2 separate regions of the Homo sapiens genome follow, and region 1 is linked to region 2. A link is an interaction called in ENCODE POLR2A ChIA-PET data of the cell type or tissue named here. Cell type or tissue: A673. All regions are shown on one strand.

What was found. Peaks named below come from ENCODE experiments on the same cell type or tissue, not always from the same donor. Only the 100,000 strongest peaks of a DNase experiment are listed, where the experiment ranks them.
Region 1: POLR2A ChIA-PET joins it to region 2 with 6 read pairs; 1 of 35 experiments calls an interaction of 5 or more read pairs at or near these places.

The regions. Positions count from the first base shown.
Region 1 is chr3:193,973,302-193,975,801 of GRCh38, reverse strand. The region is part of intron 1 of LINC02026 (long intergenic non-protein coding RNA 2026); the gene reads left to right. Among named protein-coding and RNA genes, the nearest start is that of LINC02026, 29 kb to the left of the region's middle. In A673, no CTCF peak of the experiment used is centred here; a DNase peak (open chromatin) is centred at 1,541.
Region 2 is chr3:194,363,566-194,366,065 of GRCh38, reverse strand. All of the region lies in intron 1 of LRRC15 (leucine rich repeat containing 15), which reads left to right. Among named protein-coding and RNA genes, the nearest start is that of LRRC15, 4.9 kb to the left of the region's middle. In A673, no CTCF peak of the experiment used is centred here; a DNase peak (open chromatin) is centred at 1,185.

The DNA of each region.
Region 1 (2,500 bases), 390 kb after region 2:
AGTTTCATTATCTATGCGTCCCTCTGGTTCTCAGAAGATAACTGACTAAAGTTTCTTTCCTACTGTTTCTTTTTTTAAAAAAATATACCTATGCACATCAACGAATATCAGTATTTCAAGTTTTGTTTCAAAAGATGCTTCAACTCCATTATGTAAATCATGACTTAAAAATGTAAAAGAAATATTTGTACATAGACATTCAAATCAAACCCTGATTCCACAAGCTCCTCCTTATTTTGTTGACTTTATTTTTAAGAGGGAAGGCCATTTAATTAAAAAAATTCTCCTTTACTTTCCTTGTTTCCCTGCTCCCTTCCCCCACCCCTCCGATTGTCTCCTAGGACCAGGAAGTTTATATGTAAACAGAAGCCGTAATCAGACCCCTGACCTCCTCCGGGCTTTCAACCCAATGTTTCCACAGAGGGATTAACCCCAAATACCAACTTGCTCTCAGAGGCAAAATTGTTCCCCAGGCGGGTATCTCCAAAGGTTTTTCTTCTCTCTAGGCTTTCTCATTCACCCTGCAAATAAGTCTCCTCAAAGGGAGGCTTAAAGGCAGCCGCTGGAAAGCAAATTGCCGGGCAGGCTGGAGCCAGAACGAGGCTGAGAATTCTCTGGACCCTCAAGGCCCTTACTCCATCCTCCCCGAGTTGGCCGAGTGGTTGTGTTGCCTTCCAGATGCATGGGTGCTATGGGAAAGAGCCAGGTTGCTGGGTGTGTGTGTGTGTGTGTATGCACGCACGTGCACACCTGCTTTTGGGTTTACACACTGGGAGTCTCATGGACGGCTGGGCCTCATCTGGGCTGCCTGGGCATCTCAGGGATGCTGGCAGGGAGGGGCTTTGGGAGTGGATAGGTATTCGTGTTCCCCTCTCAGGGGAGACAGGAGCAATAGCACTGGCCTGTTGTACAAAACCACAGCTGTGCGCCTACAAGGCAAATGTTTGCAAGTCTTTCTGTTTTATTCTTCGCTGCAGGTCTTGTAATGTCCACTCAGGAGGGAATGCTTTGAACCGGGCATCAAGCTCTGGGCCGGATTCCAAGTCAGTCTAAAAACAGTCTGAGCTCCCCGCTCCCCCGACGCCCGGACAACCCCGGTCCCCTACTTGCTGGGCAGAATGGATAAAAAAGTGGGTTCTCCCTTCTGCCTGCCCCTCCCTCCTGTCGGGTCCTCACACTGCCTGAACAGCCCTGTGCTAAGCCAAGGCACGGACCAGACCAGGAGATTTTCTTATGGCAGAACATCTTCTCCCCATCTGGACCCCAGTGCTTTCTCACCAGAGAGACAAAGTATTCATATTTTAAAGGCTCCACGTAGCATGTCCAGAAATTTCCCATGTTCTTCAGCAGGGTAGGGGTGGGGAAAGGGCCCAATGAGGCTACGGACTTAATAGCTCCTAACAGCTGTGGAAAGTTTGATGCAGCAGGAGCACCCAGACAGAAAATTAAAAAACTAATAAAGTCCTCAGTGTGGGGGCGCTGGCATCAGGACAGCTTTACTTCTCCAGACACCTAATAAAGAGACATTCCGGGACACTAACTCATAAGGGAAATCCGCAGGGGTCACCGAGAACAGTGGAGAGCAAACCATGGAAACACAGCAGTCACTCACATCACTGCAGGGAAGTTTCGTTTGCTTCTCCTCTTTTTTCCCCCTTTTCTTCAGTTTAGAAAAATGGCAGGGTGCTCAGGACCCAAAGAAATACCACAAAAAGGGGTGATTCCAGAAGTCCTGGATGTAGAAACCTCACGTTCATGGGCAGAATAAGCGTGAGGCTGATGTTTGACACTTCCGGTGATGGTGGCTGCAGAGGGCATTGAGATGGGAAGGTGGTTTGGCTTCAGGAGGTAGCAGAAAAAGGGGGTTTTGAGAATTGAGGTTTATCCACCTGGATTTTGTGAAGTACCATCCTTACAGTGGGTTTTCTTTTGTGGATTCTCCCACTGGGGATACTTGGTCATTTTGGATCTGAGTTTCTTGTGGTCTGCTAGGTGATGGGTTGCTGGTTGAGACTTTTGGTTTTGAGGGGCATTTATGTTATTTTGACTTGGTTCTCAAGTTTGGCTGTCTATTTGAAGAAAAAATAAATGGTGACTTTGGGCATTCAGCCAAACCATTCATAGTCAGTTGTGGAGAGACTCCGTTGAGTTGGTGGTGCTTGTCTTCTCACACAGATAATGTACGGGTGTAAAAGATGGAAGGAACGAAGCAGCCAGTTAAGAAAAGAGAATAAAAAGTGGGGAATAAGACAGATAAAGCATCTGCAGTGTTGAGTTCAGTTCAAGTTTTTGAGAGAAGCTCAGGTTATTTATCACTTTCTGCCCATTATTCCAGCTAATTTGTAGTCTGGAGACCAGCAGTCAAACCTGTTCCTTGACATTACCTGTCCACAGCAGTGTTTGCAACTGAGTAATGTCACACTTGCTCTAGAAGAATATAGTTTCATATTGTGCAAATTAGTGAAACGGCTTTTGCATATTGATCTTAAGAGAATCCTTG
Region 2 (2,500 bases):
CTGCTCCAAGCCTGACATCTTCCTCGGGAGCCCTCAGGCTTGTTGGGTGACATCTCTCTGCAGACAAGGCCATGACTGGGCAGCCCTCTGTGGGGAGAAGGGAGAAGCCAGGGAGAGACAGCCCCTCTCTGGGTCTCAGTTTCCCCAGGTGCACTGGGAGTGGGCAGGACCAGAAGCTCCCAGAGGCCCCTCCCAGTCCCTGGGTTCCATGGAACGGCTATTGGCTGTGTGCGGACATGCTGATTACTAAGTGGGATTGCCCTGGCTGGGAAACTTGGAGGCAGGTGGGCCTGAAAAGATGGGCATGAGTTCCTCAGGCCTCAGCATGAAGCTGGAGCCGGGCCGGGCGGCCCTGCTGGAGGTCCAGCAGGTCCTCTGGGGAAGAGAAGATGAGGAGAATGAGGGGCTTCAGGCCAAATTTCCTTCCTGCCTCACATCAGAAGATAGCAGAGCTCCAAGGGCCCTTGGACGTCTTTACTGAAGGGGAAACTGAGGCCTGGAGAATTTCCCTAAGCTCACACTTCAACTTAGTGTCAACCAGAGTAGAACGCTGGTCTTCCAGCCTCCCTCCAAAAGTTATGCTCTGTGTCATTAAAATAAGGAGGAGTCTCCTTCCAGGAAACCTCGTGTTCAGGGAATGTGAACGATGGTATTAAACCAAAAACGTCCCAACCCACCAACCAACAAAGCCCAGGGCTTCGAGGCTAATTACGCGTTTGCTCGTGAGTCACGGTGCTTCTGCTGAGACCCAAAGCCGAGAGCCCTGGTTCGTGCACTTCTGCTCACGGGGAGGGAATGCATCAGAGCGCCCAGGAGAGCTGTCAGGCTGTCCTTCGGTTTGTCTGCTCGGCTTGCTGACTTCATGGGCCAGTGATAGACACCAGGCTATTCCCCCTTCCCAGGAGCTGGACAGGGGCTGGACTGAGTCACTGAAGTGATTGACGACGCTCTCGGCTGCCTGGGGGAGAAGTTATAATTAGGGCAGCTTTGTGGCCCTTTAACTGCCATCTGTCAGAGCTGCCAAGCAGCACCAGGCAGCGTGGGCTATTAGGCCTCCAGGTGCTGGGCTCCTAGAGGCTGTGGCCACTGCAGGAGCTGGCATCACATGCTGAGAATCCAAGGGCCCAGCTGTCAGTCCTGGTTCTGTGGCCCCTCCCTCCCCTGCGGGCTTTGCAGCCGGGTTTCAGGGGAGCACTTTGGAGGCCCTGTGGAGCCCTGGCCGCCAGCCACAGCAGTGGAAAGTGCTGGAAAACAGGAAACTGCTGCATGTGGTGCTGGGATGGGCTTTGCAGATGTGAGGATTTATACAGAGGAAAATCTGCAAATTCTTGCAATATTTGTCATGCTGAGTGTGGCCCATTTTAGACAGTGGTGGCCCTGTTCCCATAGGGAATTATCTGTGCAGTCCTCTCAGGTCAAGGGGCACCTTCCCTGGCACAAGCCCTTCCTGGGCTGGCTTGATGCCCCTCCCCAGCTGGGGAGTGCAGACTCCTAGAAAGCCACATAAAGATGGGTCCTCAGAGGGTGCCTCATCCTACACTGTCCTTCATAGATGGGGAAACTCAAGATTGCCCTGGGCTGGCCAGGTGACATGCACTTAATTTAGTCTCTGACACTTGGGCTGTGACACCGTTTTGAAGCATGCTGGGTATATGAGTGTACATTAAATATAAGTGCCAGCCAGCTTGTCTCCAGGAGCAATTCAAGCTCCACCTTTTGCACGTCAGCCCAGGCAGTAAATATCTCACGTACACTTACACCAAAGAGATGGGCAAATACCCACACTGTCCACGCAGACCCCTAAGAGTACAGGCACCGTTGTCTTGGTGGACAGATTGTTTTCTCATGCCCTGAAACTCAGCCTTAGAATCCTAAGGTCTTAGGAATGGACAGGACACCAGTTGTCTTCCAGTCCAATACCCTACCAGGCATGGGAGTCTTCTCTACAGCTTGCTTGCCAAGTGATTGCTTTAGCCTCTGCTTGATTGCTTCCAGTGACAGTGAGCTTACTCCCTCTGTGAGGTTGCCCATTTTCAGTGTGAACTGAAATCTGCTACTCTATAACTTCTGCACCCGCTTGACCTCTGAAGCCACACTGAGCTAGGTTCTTTCTGTATCCCGTGGCAGCCCTTCAGGGATGCTAGGAAAGTGATTGTAGACTCCTCACAGCATCTCCTCCTCTGGTTATTTATTCATCCACAGCTCCTTCATTTTAATTTTAATTTAATTTTTTTCTCACCATGTCTTAGGGTGCTGACACAGTTCCTTCAATGGATGCTCAGATGTTCTGTTTTCTAGATCCCCTTGCCATCCTCTAGAATTCTTTAGGAAGTCAGTTTGCCATTAGCCTTTTTGAAGTTCAGAGTGGAACTGAGCCCAGCATTACAGGTGTGGCCACGTCAGGGCAGTTGCAGGGTGAGACCATCACCTCCTTTTTTCCACATGTGATACTTCTTCTATTAATCCAGTCTCAGACCACACTAGCTTTTGTGGGCAGCCT